2 separate regions of the Homo sapiens genome follow, and region 1 is linked to region 2. Evidence: read pairs that join two places in POLR2A ChIA-PET (ENCODE). Cell type or tissue: HepG2. All regions are shown on one strand. Region 1 has its middle 18 kb from the start of DNAJC12. Region 2 overlaps DNAJC12 (DnaJ heat shock protein family (Hsp40) member C12).

Region 1 (8,000 bases), 51 kb before region 2:
TCAACTGAGATCAGGAGATCGAGACCAGCCTGACCAACATGGATAAACCCTGTCTCTACTAAAAATACAAAATTAGTCGGGCATAGTAGTGCATGCCTGTAATCCCAGCTACTCGGGAGGCTGAGGCAGGAGAATCGCTTGAACCCGGGAGGTGGAGATTGTGGTAAGCTGAGATCGCCCCATTGCACACCAGCCTGGGCAACAAGAGGGAAACTCCGTCTTAAAAAAAATACAAAAAAAAAAAAAACACAAAAAAACAATGAAGTGGCTAGGCGCCATGGCTCACACCTATAATCCCAGCCCTTTGGGAGGCTGAGGCAAGAGACGAATGCTTGAGGCAAGAGTTTGAGACCAGCCTGGGCAACATAGGGAGACCCTGCCTCTACAAAAAATTTAATAATTTTAAAATTAGGATGTGGTGGCATGCCCCTGTGGTCCCAGCTACTTGGGAGGCTGAGGCAGGAGGATCGATTGAGCTCAGGAGGTCAAGGCTGCAGTGAGCCATGATGGTGCCACTGCACTCCAGCCTGGGTGACAGAGCAAGACCCTGTCTCAACAAAGAAAGAAAGAAATAAAGTACTCATACATATTACAACATGAATGAACCTTTGAGACATTATGCTAACAAACTAGTCACAAAAGACCACATGTTATATGATTCCATTTATATGCAATGTTAGAAAGGGCAAATCAATAGAGACAAAAAGTAGATTAGTGTTTGCTTAGGGTGGGGGATAATAGGGAGACACAGGAGTGATAGCTAAAGTATATGGGGTTCTTTTTGAAGTAATGCAAATGTTCTAAAATTGATTGTGGTGATGGTTGTGAGTATACGAAAAGCCACTGAATTGTACACTTTGGGTGAATTGTACGGTATGTTAATGACATGTCAATAAATCAATTTTTAAACTATGAAAAGATATTCAACTTCATAAGAGAAATGAACATTAAAACAACAGTGAGCAGTGCTTGCTTCAGCAGCACATATGCTAAAATTGGAATGATACAGAGAAAATTAGTGATATTAAACATGTATGTAAAAGAAAACCCAACAGTGACCAACCATTTTTCACTCATCAGAGTGGCAAACATTTAAAAGTCTGAAATATTTATCCTGGGCAAGAGTGTGGGAAAGTTGGTGCTCTTGTGCACCATTGGTGGGAGTTATAAATTGTGGCAGCTCTCTTGGAGGGAAGTTTGCTAAGATCTTTTTTTTTTTTTTATAAAACCATTTTTTTTTGATAAAACGTTTATTTTTTTTATTTTTATTTTTTTTTGAGATGGAGTCTTGCTCTGTTGCCCAGGCTAGAGTGCAATGGCGTGATCTCGGCTAAATGCAATCTCCACCTCCCGGGTTCAAGAGATTCTCCTGCCTCAGCCTCCCGAGTAGCTGGGATTACAGGTGACCACCACCACGCCTGGCTAATTTTTTGTATTTTTAGTAGAGATGGGGTTTCACCATGTTGGCCAGGCTGGTCTTGAACTCCTAACCTCCTCATCTACCTGCCTCAGCTTCCCAAAGTGCGGGGATTACAGGTGTGAGCCACTGGGCCTGGCCGCTAAGATATTTTATGATTCAACATACATGTACGTTTTGATTTAGCCACTCCACTTCTAGGAATTTATTGTACCATATATTTATTAAGCATGAAAATGATTACTGCAACATTGTTTGCGATAACAAAAACTGAAACAACCAAAAGTCTATCAACACAGAATTGAGTAAAATAAATTATAAATCCATTTATAAAATTTACAAATAAATACCACTATGCTGTTAAAAGAATTAAGGTGCAGAACAGTTTGTACAAAAAGGGAAGAAAATGAGAATAGGAATATATATGAGCCGGGCATAGTGGCTCATGCCTGTAATCTCTGCACTTTGGGAGGCAGAGGCAGGGGGATCACAAGGTCAGGAGTTTGAGACCAGCCTGGTCAACATTGTGAAACTCCGTCTCTACTAAAAATACAAAAAATTATCTGAGCATGGTGGCAGGCGCCTGTAATCCCAGCTACTCAAGAGGCTGAGGCAAGGGAATCGCTTGAACCTGGGAGGCGGGGGTTGCAGTGAGCCGAGATCGTGCCACTGCCCTCCGGCCTGAGTGACAAGAGGGAAACTCCATCTCATAAAAAAAAAAAAAAAAAAGAATATATATGGCTGGGCGCAGTGGCTCACACCTGTAATCCTGGCACTTTGGGATGCCGAGGCGGGCAGATCATGAGGTCAGGAGTTCGAGACCAGCTTGGCCAATATGGTGAAACCCCGTCTCTACTAAAAATACAAAAATTAGCCAGGCATGGTGGTGGGTACCTGTAATCCCAACTACTCGGGAGGCTGAGGCAGAAGAATCTCTTGAACCAGGGAGGTGAAGGTTGCAGTGAGCCGAGATCATGCCACTGCACTCCAGCCTGGGTGACAGAGTGAGATGCCATCTCAAAAAAAAAAAAAAAAAAAGAATATGTATGTATGGCTGGGTGCAGTGGCTCATGCCTGTAATCCCAGCACTTTGGGAGGCCAAGGTGGGCAGATCATGAGGTCAGGAGTTCGAGACCAGCCTGGCCAACATGGTGAAACCCTTTCTCTACTAAAAATACAAAAAAAATTAGCCAGGCGTGGTGTTGCGCACCTGTAATCCCAGCTACTCAGGAGGCTGAGGCAGGAGAATCGCCTGAACCCTGGAGGCAGAGGTTGCAGTGAGCTGAGATCACACCATTACACTCCAGCCTGGGCAACAGGGCGAGACTTCGTCTCAAAAACAAAAAACAAAAACCAAAAGAATATATATGTATGTATTTGCACAAAGGATATGCAATAAACTAATGGGAACGGTTACCTGGTTGTGTGAGAACTAGACAGATGAGAGATAGAAGTGGATGTGAGAGTTTTCACTGAATACCTTTTCAGATTGTTTTTTGAGCCATGTGAATGTGTAACCCAAAGAAAATCAAATTTAAAACATTAAGGATATGACTGAAATAAAGCTTATCCACATATAGTAAAATATAACTTGTATAAGATTAGGTGAAAAATACACGTTGCAGAATAGTATAGAGAGCATTCTTTCATTCATTTCTTTCAATTAATAGATGCTTTTGAGTTCTTAATTTGCATTCTAGACACTTGGGATATGGAAGTAAACAAAGCAGCCAGGCTCCTGCTCTCATGGAGGTCACATTTTAGCAGTGAATAAGTAAGCAAGCACTTAAATGAACAAGGCAATCTCAAACATAGTGATGGAGAGTGACTTAGATTGGGCAATAGTTACTTGATGGGTGTCACTACAGGCCTCTGTGAGGGAGTGACATAGGAGCTGACATCTGAGTGAGGGAACCTGGGAAAAGAAAGTGGTCCAGGACCCAGCGCGGTGGCTCATGCCTGTAATCCCAGCACTTTGGGAGGCCAAGGTGGGTGGATTGCTTGAGCTCAGGAGTTCAAGACAAGTCTGGGCAACATGGTGAAACCCCATCTCTACAAAAAATACAAAATTAGCTGGGCGTGGTGACATGCGCCTATAGTCCCAGATACCAGGGAGGCTGAGGTGGGAAGATCCCTTAAGCTCAGGAGGCAGAGGTTGCAGTGAGTGCAGCAGGGCCACAGTAGAGTGAGACCCTTTCTCAAAAAGAAAAAAAAGAAAAATGAAAAAGAACGACAAGAAAGTGTCCAGGAAGATAATGTAGTGAGGGCAAGGGTCCTGAGGCTGGAACAAGTTTGACAAGTTTGAAGATCTGAGTGGTAGAAGATGAAGTTAGAGTGGTAGTCAGGGGACACATCATGGGTTTAAATTAAAGATTAAACATGAAAATGTCTGGAAAGATACACAAAAATCTTATTAATAGTGACAATTTTGTGCGTGCGAATTGGAGATGAGAATCAGTAGGACTCTTTAATTTCCTATATTCTACTAGAGTTTGAATTTTTAAAGCATTTCAATATGCATAAAACAAATATGCTTCAAAGTAAAAAACATTAATACAATATTGAGCAGCAATCAGTGAAGGTAAACACTGTACCTAGCAGTTTGATAATTCCTTTGGTTCTAGTTCCCCTAGTGGTGATGATGAGGTAGTGCTGGTGATTATGTCCCAGCACAAACATCCTGGAGTGAGAGCTAAAATATCTTTAATACAACTCTGAAACACTCGGCCGGGCACGGTGGCTCACGCCTGTAATCCCAGCACTCTAGGAGGCCGAGGCGGGTGGATCACCTGAGGTTGGGAGTTCGAGACCAGCCTGACCAACTGACCAACATGAAGAAACCCCGTGTCTACTAAAAATACAAAATTAGCTGCGCGTGGTGGTGCATGCCTGTAGTCCCAGCTACTTGGGAGGCTGAGGCAGGAGAACCGCTTGAACCCGGAAGGTGGAGGTTGCCGTGAACTGAGATCGCGCCACTGCACTCCAGCCTAGGAAACAAGACCGAAACTCCGTCTCAAAAAAAAAGAACTCTGAAACACTCAACAGAAGTTTGAATTCTTGAAATTGTGTAATCCTTGCCAAATGATGGTTGGGAAAAATCATAAAATTGCTATTACAATCACAGCAGTCATCAACTGTATATCATGAAGCAGGGGCCAGCAAAGTCTTTAGATTTTAAAATTAAAACATCAGGAAAACTCTCCACTGGGATTGTCTTGAAATGGTATGGCTTAAATGCCCAGGTCCTGGTCCCCATCTCTTCTGAGCCTTTGCTCGAGCCTATCCTGCCCTGTCTTCTCTCCACTTTGGCAAAAACGCCTTTGCCTCCCTGCTTGGTCAGCTACATAGCTTCTCCATTAACTCACTTTGCCCCCCACATTAACTCGCCCTTTAGCACTCCCTGATGAGGATAATAATAGCTGATATTTATGAAGCAGTTATTGGGTACCAGATACCATAGTAATTCATGCTATCTTGTTCAATCCTCAAACGAACCCTGTGAGGGATGTGCTATTTTCATCCCCCCTGTACAGATGAAGAGGGGCAATCTGAGGCACAGGACCATTCAGTGGGATCCCACAGCTGGTAAGTGGTAGCTGATCAAGAAGAAAGGAAAAAGCCACCCTTTCCTCCCTGCTTGCTCAGCTACCACTTACTAGCTGTGGGATCCCACCTAATGGCCCTGAATCCCTGTCTGACTGTAGACCACATGCATTTAAGCAGCAAGCTGTATTTGAATGTGCTGTTTCTATTTGGATACTGAATATATATTTTAATAAGTGTAAATCATGGGTCCTCATAAACCCAAATGTCTATAGGGGCCAGAACGTGAGTCCAGAGAACTTTATATATATATATGTGTGTGTGTGTGTGTGTGTGTGTGTGTGTGTGTGTGTGTGTATATGTATATATGTGTATATATGTATATATGTATATATATGTGTATATATGTATATATATGTGTATATGTGTATATATGTATATATGTGTATATATGTATATATGTGTGTATATATATTTTATGTATGTGTGTGTGTATATATATGTATTATATATGTGTGTGTGTGTGTGTGTGTGTGTATATATATATATATATATATATATTTTTTTTTTTTTGAGTCAGGGTTTCATTCTGCTACCCAGGCTGGAGTGCAGTGGTGAGATCATGGCTCACTGCAGCCTCGACTTCTTGGGCTCAAGTGATCCTCCCACCTCAGCCTCTTGAGTAGCTGGGACTACATATGTGTGCAACTATGCCTGGCTAATTTTTTTTTTTGAGATGGAGTCTCGCTCTGTTGGTCTGCCTCGTGGGTTCACGCCATTCTCCTGCCTCAGCCTCCCGAGTAGCTGGGACTACAGGCGCCCGCCACCACGCCCGGCTAATTTTTTGTATTTTTAGTAGAGATGGGGTTTCACTGTGTTAGGCAGGATGGTCTCGATCTCCTGACCTCGTGATCCACCCGCCTCGGCCTCCCAAAGTGCTGGGATTGCAGGCGTAAGCCACCGTGCCCGGCCACATTGGATTCTTTTCTATATTTTGAGTTTTTACTATGTGAATGTATTTTTCAAAAAAACATTTTAATGATCATAGAAAACTACTTCCAGAAGTTGAGGCCAATAACTTACATCTGTGGTCTGATAGGGTGTGCTATAACATCCTCACTGGAAGGAGGACACTCCATGTTCTTATCACAGCAAAAACATATGCCACTCACATATGTTTGGAATCGTTTCAAAGCTACATAACTCTTGCTGAAGTTAAATAGATACGTGACAATGCCAGAGTGACAGTGCTCTCCTGCAGACCAATTAAAAGGGAGTCTCAGGGCATGGGTATAGGTTGTTTTGTTTTGTTTTGTTGAGACAGAGTCTCACAGTGTCACCCAGGCTGGAGTGCAGTGGTGCAATCACAGCTCACTGCAGCCTTCACCTCCTAGGCTCAAGCAATCCTCCCATTGCTCCTGAGTAGCTGGGCCTACAGATGCATGCCACCAGGCTAATTTTTTTAAGAAATTTTTTTGTAGAGACAGGGTCTCATTATGTTGCTCAGGCTGGGTCTCAAACCCCTGGGCTCAAGAGATCCTCCCATCTCTGCCTCCCAAAATGCTGGGATTACAGACGTGGGCCACTGTACCCAGTCAGCATGGTTTTTTTGTTTTTGTTTTTGTTTTTTTTTTGGCTCCCCTCAATGATTCTAATGTGCAGCAAGGTGTCACGTAGACCAAGGATGTTAATCTATAGGAAATATTAATGGAATAAAAACAAGAACTTGTAATACATACTTTCTATGCCCTAGGCCTTGTCCTCTGTGGTAAATTCAGAGAATCCATTTGATTCAGTGATAGAGTCACAAATGCCATACGATTCTGTGATAGCCCAAGCTTGCCAAATGAATGTCTGCCAAAAGGAAGTGAAATAAATATAGAATAATATTCATGAGGAGATTGATGGCTCAGCAAAAGTTCCTTGAGAACATGGTATATGCCTAGTGCTGCAGGAGGTGTAAAAGGAATCTATTTTAGTGGTTCTTCCCATAAGGAACTTAGATTGCAATTAAAGAGATAAGACGGGGGCCGGGCGCCATGGCTCACGCCTGTACTAGGGCCATCTAGTCCCTCCCCCTGAAGGCAACTACTTTATGGGTTGCTTGTGAATCCTTCCAGAGACATTATTATCGTAAGTTAAATAGTTCTTTTTTATTTTTTGGCTTCAGATAGGAATTTTCTTTTTTTTCTTTTTTTTTTTTTGTTTTGAGACGGAGTCTCGCTCTGTCACCCAGGCTGGAGTGCAGTGGTGTGATCTTGGCTCACTGCAAGCTCCGCCTCCTGGGTTCACGCCATTCTCCTGCCTCAGCCTCCCGAGTAGCTGGGACTACAGGTGCCCACCACCACGCCCAGCTAATTTTTTGTATGTTTAGTAGAGATGGGGTTTCACCATGTTAGCCAGGATGGTCTCGATCTCCTGACCTCGTGATCCGCCCGCCTTGGCCTCCCAAAGTGCTGGGATTACAGGCGTGAGCCACCGTGCCCAGCCCCAGATAGGAATTTTCTTTAATCACTCTCTTTTTTGACAGTTTCCTTAATATTTCCTTGATAGTAACGGAGCTAAGGTTAAAGGGAAAGACTGATTCATTGTGTTAGAGTGTAACAGGATCTGGAGGTCATCCTGTCCTTTTTTAATCCAAGTGTGGTCCTTGGATCAACATGGAGCTCACCTGGGTGCCTGCTAGAAAAGAAGAGTCTCAGACCTCACCCAGGCATCCTGAAGCAGAAGTTGCATCTTAACCAGACCTCCAGGTGATTTGTGTGGACCTTTAAGTTTGAGAATCATTGTTTTTGTCCAATCTTAACAAATCAAGGAAGCATGGTTCTGCAAGGAGCCAGTGCAGAACTGATACTCTAAATCAGGTCTTCTGACACCTCGTCTAGTGCATTTCTTTCTTTCCTTTATTTCCCTTTCCTTCCTTCCTTTCCTCCCCACCCCCCTTCTTCCTTTTTTTGAGACAGGGTCTTCCTCTGTCCCCCAGACTGGTGTGCATTGGTGGTGGAATCATAGCTCACTGCAGCCTCGAACTCTAGGGTCC
Region 2 (8,000 bases):
ATAATAACCAGTCAATTTTGTATAGCTATTCAGCTGATCTATGGCTCATCTGAGTCCATGGATTTAAAAAAATGTTGTGCCAATGTTTACTGGCATGTAAACAAAATTTTTTATTTCCCTGTGTGTTTGTGTGTGTGTGTGTGTGTTTTAATGGAATGCTTCGCGAACGTGCCTGTTGTCTTTGCACAGGGACCATGATCATTTTCTTTGTATCATTCCAATTTTGGTATATGTGCTGCTGAGACGAGCACTATTTCCTAGTATTGACCAAGGTCTAGAATGTAAGAAAATGACTTCCTAGAGAAAAAAAACCAACTCGTTCAAGAAAGCTAGTAAACAAGTTAATTGTGAAGGCAGAATAACAACATAGAAATTTCACAGACTGTTAAGATTAGTGGCCTTTGCACCTAGGCTTGCTGTCTGTTTAGCGTTAGTTCCTTCCATGCATATATAGATTTTCTGTCTTGTGCATTTTATTATCTTGCTGTAGACTCTCCCCTTTCTAGTCTCTCTCTTAGTCTGTATCAATTGCTGTCATTTGATATCTTTTATTGATGCTGATTCTACTGAAATGAGTAGCTGCATAATAGACTAGTTCGCTTGATGTTAAATGTTGTTCTGTGCAACTAATACCCTTGTGGAGTTGAGAAATATGCTTGTGAACACAGAAATGAGTGATTTGCAGACTATCTAACTGTGTCCCAGCAAACCAGGCTGCTTAGCATCACTCTGATGTTAGTCCTTTGATTGAACTACAAAGCGTGAGAAGCACTTGTATCTAAGGTTAGATACAGTTTGGATATTTCTTCTGTATATTTCTTTAATGAGGATCAGCAGATATGGGAGTCTGATAACATATTTTATTCTGATTTACTCACAAAGGAGATGGATAAGACTACTATTTCAGAACATCTTTTCACTGAGGACCTTTAAAGCATTTACTGTGGATTAGACATTAATCCTAACCTATCTAAGACAGACCACAGGTACTTTGATTTCAAGAGAGAAGTACTGAGGCACAGAGATCAATACATCACGTACAGGCCACTTTGCTGGCTTGTGAAGCTCACAGTTTACATTTTCAGCTCTCTGGGCCCTGAATTCTTGAATGTCTTATTCCTTGTTTTTCACTAACCTTCCTAATATCCTTTTCCCTCTGCAGAGGAAGTCACTGGCAGCCTCTTTTATTTTGTGCATATGCAAAAACCAAACCAAAACAACAAACCTAAACCAACCAAACAAAAGTCATTTTTTTTTTTAATACCAGCTGAGGCATTGCCTCTTTTAAAAATTAACGTTTTTATTTTGAAATAAAATCTACAGAGAAATGGGTAATACTTGCATTTACAATTTAGCAAATGGTTTTGAAGTGTTTACTCTGTAACTATTCCCTTCCCACACATATTGTTGGCACCAGGAATCTCCCACCTTGTATGTTTTTGCATCGAAACTTCGCCTAATTTTTAAAATTGAATATTTTCTTTTTTTTTTTGAGACAGAATCTCGCTCTGTCACCCAGGCTGGAGTGCAGTGGTGCGATACCAGCTCACTGCAACCTCTGCCTCCCGGATTCAAGTGATTCTCGTGCCTCAGCCTCCCGGGTAGCTGGGATTACAGGCACACACTACCTTGCCCAACTAATTTTTGTTTTTTTAAGTAGAGGTGAGGTTTCACCATGTTGGCCAGGCTGGTTTGGAACTCCTGACCTTGTGATCCATCCACCTAGGCCTCCCAGAGTGCTGGGATTAAGGTGTGAGCCACTGCGCCCAGCCTAAAATACAATGTTTTCTAATTGTACATATATATAATCTTCTCATAGAAAATTTGGGAAATACAAAAACAAAAGATGTAATTCTGTTACACAGGCATAACTACAGTTATATTTTGGTGCCTTTCCTTCCCATTTCTTTTTCTTTTTTTTTTTTTTTGAGACCGAGTCTTGCTCTGTTGCCCAGGCTGGAGTGCAATGGTGCGATCTCGGCTCACTGCAACCTCCACCTCCTGGGTTCAAGCAATTCTCCCGCCTCAGCCTCCTGAGTAGCTGGGATTACAGGTGTGCACCACCACGACCAGCTAATTTTTGTATTTTTAGTAGAGACGTGGTTTCACCTTGTTGGCCAAGGATGGTCTCGAACTCCTTGCCTCAAATGATCCACCCACCTTGGCTTCCCAAAGTGCTGGGATTACAAGCATGAGCCACTGTGCCCAGCCTCTTTTCTTTTTCTTGTTAGGGTGAGAGCTGGTTACATTTATTGGTGGCAATGACTGCTTTATGGGGTGGTTCTTGGATCTTGGGGTTGATTAGCCTTTGGACTGGTTATATTTGGAGAAGAGGATTCAGGATGACACTTCTTTGTAGTTGGGAAGAGATAGGTTGAAGGTGGGAATAAATGACTTCTTTGATTTGATTAGGGCAGAGAGCTAGAATATTTATAATTTTAGGGTGTTAAAGGCTATGTTTCCTTCTAGTCTTGAGTTGTGGTAATAGAGGTAGTGTGTCACTGTTTCTTAGTACTTCAGGAATAGCTTCCCACAATATCCCGATGAGGTTTTAAGAAATAGTTATGCATTATTTTGGTTGATGGTAGGGCTAATGATTCCACTTGAAATATTCTTGATACAGCAAACTCAAAAGCGCTCTTTTTCACTGTATTCATTTGTTAGTTCATCCATCCATCCCTCCATTCATTCATCCATCTGTCCAATTTTTAGATCTAATAGGAAATACATATACAGAACAGAAAATGAAAAAGGTACAAAAGGGTGTATGGTGAAAAGTAACTATTAATAGTTGGATTAATTAATATCTGGATTAATTTATGAGTATCTTGTTAATAGTCAAGTCTAACATGCTGTTAATTAGCACTACAGTAGTAGGTCAGGTGTTACCACATATCAAACTTTAAATATAGAAAATCATATAATATCAATTTAATTTTTATATCTCTGCTTTACATTAATTTAGTCAATGCACTGGGTTGTCAGAGGTAAAAAAGACCTGATGCTGGAAGAATCTGACAAGACTCATACCACCAAGATGGAAAATGAGGAATGTAATGAGCAAAGAGAAAGAAAGAAAGAGGAGCTGGCTTCAACCGCAGAGAAAACGGAGCAGAAAGAACCCAAGCCCCTAGAGAAGTCAGTCTCCCCGCAAAATTCAGATTCTTCAGGTAAGTCACGTTATATAACTGCAGAATGGAGAAGGTCTGAAATTAAAGAGTTTTGTTTATATTGCATTTATTCTTAACTTTTTCAATCTGCACAGCAGTGCCAAGTTTAAAGATTGGTTTATCATCTTAAAAGACACTTAGCATTGACACCGAAACTAGAAGGTATTCCTCAGAAGGGAAACCTTGAGACAATTCTCAGTGTCTTTGGCTTTACTGACATAATGCTAGCTAACATTGATTGAATGTTTACTATGTGCAGGAACACTCTTTACATATATTAGTTTACATTTATTATCTCATTTAATATTAATTTTATATATATTAACTTATTCTCACTACAAGCTTGTGAGGCTGATATCAATATTATTCTCATTTTATAGATGAGAAAACCAAAGGCCAGGAGGTTGAATAATTTGCTTAAAGCCATACAGCTTGTATGGGAAGGGAAAGGGGTCTGAACCAAGGCAGGTTGACTTCAGTCAGTGTTCCAAGGCATTGCCCTATCCTATGATAATGCCTTATTGAATTGAATTTAATTTTTTTTCTTTTTTGAGATGGAGTCTCACTCTGTCATCTAGGCTGGAGTGCAGTGGCATAATCTCAGCTCATTGCAACCTCTGCCTCCTGGGTTCAAGTGATTCTTGTGCCTCAGATTCCCCAGTAGCTGGGACTACAGGCGCCTGCCATGATGCCTGGCTAATTTTTGTATTTTTAGTAGAGATGGGGTTTCATCATGTTGGCCAGGCTGGTCTCAAACTCCTGACCTCAGGTGATCCTCCTGCCTGGGCCTCCCAAAGTGCTGGGATTACAGGTGTAAGCCACCATGCCCGGCCCAATAATGCCTTATCTGTAAATAGCTCTGTAGACATTCTGAATCATTTATAAATCCACTGAAGCAGAGTATTATAGAAGTTTACCTCCTGGCTACCAAGCTACACTACCTGAGTTCACATCCTAGCTCTACTACTTATTATCTGTATTACTTGGCAAAGTTACTTAACTTCTCTAGACCTCAGTTTCTGCATCTATAAAATAGGGATTATAATAGTACTTGCTCATCTAGGTGCATTGTTGTGCACCTGTAGTCCTAGCTACTCAAGAGGCTGAGGCAGGAGGCTGGCTTGAGGCCAGGAGTTCAAAGCTGCTGTGTGTGATGATCACTCCTGTGATTAGGTGCTTGCATTCCATCCTGGGTGACATAGTGAGACTCCATCTCTTAAATAAAAAATAGTACCTTCTTATAGGGTTACCATGAGGATTAAATGGGGAGATACATAAAAAATGCTTAGCACAGCGGTTCACCTCTAGGAAGCCCTAGGTAAATGTTACCTGTTTGTATCATTTGTCTATCTGGCTGGCTATCTATCTAGCCATCCAACTAGTTTGGATGTGTTGTATATACACACATTGTATACACACATTGTAACTGTCCTTCAAATTATTATGTGTTGATTCTCAGGGTTGTGATGTAGCACCCTATTAGAATTTAGCCTTTAAGCAGAACGTTCCTGAACACCCTAGAACACTTGTATTCAAAAGAAGATAGTTAGATGGCTTGTGGTGGATTATAGTCTTTTGAGAAATAGTCACTTCAAATCTCTCTTTGGGGAGAACTTTTACATCTTCTCTTCTTGCTGGGAATGAAGATCCATAGAGTTTGATTCAGATGTCTCTGTTGGTTACCCAAGAGATGGCTGTGGAGTCTGCACATTGATTGCATCACCCAGTAACTGGAAATGGTTATAATTTAACAAACTGATCAAAGGAGAAGCCTGAAGTGTAGAAAAACAGTGTTTTAAGCAAACACAGGAGTACAATCACTCCCCTACATGTAAACACGATGAATGTTCAGTTCTGTGTTTCTTGAACCCCTGGGGGTTCCCCAAGTCTTTCTGTTTCTGTCAGATTCAGACCAAGTCTGTGCACACCAAAATTAGGTGTAGTGTGGGTGGGAGACACTTCAGAGACTCAGGCATGATGCTGAGGCCTCTTGAGCCCCTCTCATAGGATTCTACGAAATTTTCCTTCTTTTTAAAAAAATAGTAATTTAGATACTGAATAAAAACAAAAGTAGTATAGACTTGCTGTTAAAAAATTCAAAGAATCATATATAGCCAGGTTGCCAACCTTCTCTGCTTCTGTTTCTTGAAGTAACCAAGGCTGACACTCAGGTGTGTTTCCTTCCACTATTCTCTATGCTAACACAGGTGTGTATATGTGCACTTATGAGAGCTTTAAAAGTAAAGAATGGGGTTATACTGTACACATTTCTCTGTGTTACGCAGTGGTTAAGAATGTGGGCTCAGCTTTTCACTGATGAGTTGTATGACCTTGGACAAGCTAGTTAACCCCTCTGCATCTATGTCTTCTTAGTTATATAATGGTCAAAATATTAGTGTCTACCTCATAAAATTTTTTTTTTTGAGGAGTAAATAACTTAATTGTCCAGGCGCAGTGGCTCACACCTGTAGTCCTAGCAATTAGGGAGGGTGAGGTGGGCGGATTGCTTGAGGCCGGGAGTTTGAGACCAGCCTGGGCAACATGGTGAAACCATCTCTAAAAAAAAATATGAAAATTAGCCAGGAGTGGTGGTGCGTGCCTGTAATCCCGTTACTTGAGCCCGGGTGTGTGTGTGGGGGGGGATGTTGAGGCTGCAGTGAGCTGCGATTGCACCACTGTACTCCAGCCTGGGTGACAGAATGAGATCCTGTCACACACACACACACACACACACACACACACACGCACAATAACTTAATATACGTAAAATATTTAGACCAATACCAGGCACATTGTAAACACTTTTTTTAGTGTTAACTTTTATTATTAAGAGACTTCTCTTTAAATCCTTACATTCAGAATGAATTCCTGCTTTTTAACAGCTGATAACATTCCACAGTGTAGATATATGTTATGTCAAAGTCAAACAAAAATATAGATTCGAATCTCTATGTAAAACATTTTACTTGGGAAAATATATAAAAACTACATTGCAATTCAAGGCATACACACAGATGGGATGGTCTTTGGTGTGTCTGAAGAACAAATAAAATGTTGGGGGTTTTATTAGAAAGAGAAATGTTACATATTGTTATGAAAGAAAACTCATTGGCACTAGCAAAGTTCTGGGAGCTAGCAAGCTGTAATTGGTGAGTGATGGCAATAGGTAAAACTAGCCTTAGAGGCAAGGCAGGTCATTTCGGCAGCTGGCTTGTGATAGAATTCTTGGGTAGGCATTTGTGTCCTGAGTGCTTTTCTTTTCCTCTCCCTGGTTCTCGGCTCTAATTTACTTGGGTAATAACAGATAATGCCAATTCATATAATCAATTTTCACATATAATTTACTCAGAACAAATTGTGATGCCAGTTTTGATGTCTTCATATTGTGATATGTATGCTATTGTTTAAGAATGAAGTGGAGCCAGCTGCAGTGGCTTGGGCCTGTACTCCTAGAACTTTGGGAGGCTGAGATGGGAGGATCGCTTGAGTCCAGGAGTTCGAGACCAGCTTGAGCAACATAGCAAGAGCCCTGTCTCCACAAAATTAAAAAACCATTAGCTAGGTATGCTGGCGTGCGCCTGTAGTTCCAGCTACTTGGGAGGCTGAGGCAGAAGGATTACTTGAGCCTGGGAGTTTGAAGCTGCAGTGAGCTATGATCCTGCCACTGCACTCCAGCCTGGGTGATAGAGCAAGACCCTGTGTCTCCGTGTCAAAAAAAAAAAAAAAAAAAAAAAAAAAAAAAAAAAGAATGAAGTGGAGGGGATGGGAATCATTGTTCTTTTTTTTTTTTTTGAAACAGAGTTTTGCTCTTGTTGCCCAGGCTGGAGTGCAGTGGCACTGTCTCGGCTCACTGCAACCTCCACCTCCTGGGTTCAAGAGATTCTCCTGCCTCAGCCTCCCAAGTAGCTGGGATTACAGGCACCCGCCACCACACCTGGCTAATTTTCATATTTTTAGTAGAGATGGGGTTTCACCATGTTGCCCAGGCTGGTTTAGAACTCCTGACCTCAGGTGATCTGCCCACTTTGGCCTCCCAAAGTGCTAAGATTACAGACATGAGCCATTGCATCCAACTGGGAATCATTGTTCTAAAAAGCTGTTGTTGGAGAATTATGAAATTCTGCCAAAGGTTGCATTTACAAGTATTTTCTTTATGCTGTTTAAAAGATTATTGGCTTTTCTGACTAGTGCCTTAAAGCTGGAGTTGGATATATCAAAGTGCTGTTGCATGATTATTTATGATTTCATTTTACTGCAGCGTAAATTTTTATAATGTCAGCATTTAAGAAATATTATTCCTGTCAACTTTACCAAGCCCTGAGTGGCTTCTTATATATTACTTTTCAGCATATTTGCTAATTTCCTCAAGCAGTGCTAGATATTCACTTTGGAATTTGCCTTTTGATGTCTCTTCTGTGATGAGCAGCCACCAAATAGCCCCCACCACATTCTAATTCTTTATTGCAAAAAGTAAAATATGGAGCACTGCATCTGAAAACCACTGTGCGAGACAATCTCATTTTTACTTTCTTTCTGCTTAAATATGCAATAAATATGTCTTCTGATAAATACAGTTCTAAAATAAAATAGTTTTGTGTAACATCTTGGAGTAAAAAAGAGAAAGAAATTTTTTTTTTTTTTAGACAGAATCTTGCTTTGTTGCCCAGGCTGGAGTGCAGTGGCACCACCTCGGCTCACTGCAACCTCTGCCTCCCGGGTCAAGCTATTCTCCTGCCTCAGCCTGCCAAGTAGCTGGGATTACGGCACCTGCCATCATGCCCGGCTAATTTTTTGTGTTTTTAGTAGAGACGGAGTTTCACCATGTTGGCC

What was found. ChIA-PET counts read pairs that join two places held together with the same protein. Peaks named below come from ENCODE experiments on the same cell type or tissue, not always from the same donor. Only the 100,000 strongest peaks of a DNase experiment are listed, where the experiment ranks them.
Region 1: POLR2A ChIA-PET joins it to region 2 with 7 read pairs; 5 of 35 experiments call an interaction of 5 or more read pairs at or near these places.

What each region holds. Positions count from the first base shown.
Region 1 is chr10:67,851,837-67,859,836 of GRCh38, reverse strand. It overlaps the pseudogene RNU6-523P. Among named protein-coding and RNA genes, the nearest start is that of DNAJC12, 18 kb to the right of the region's middle. RefSeq lists a silencer at 6,012-6,306. In HepG2, a CTCF peak has its summit at 4,053; a DNase peak (open chromatin) is centred at 4,066.
Region 2 is chr10:67,800,753-67,808,752 of GRCh38, reverse strand. DNAJC12 (DnaJ heat shock protein family (Hsp40) member C12) reads left to right here. Exons shown (of 5, transcript NM_021800.3): 4 at 2,966-3,170. It also overlaps the pseudogene RNU6-1250P. Among named protein-coding and RNA genes, the nearest start is that of DNAJC12, 33 kb to the left of the region's middle. In HepG2, no CTCF peak of the experiment used is centred here; DNase peaks (open chromatin) are centred at 4,312, 4,932, 5,452 and 5,762; H3K4me3 peaks cover 1,457 bases.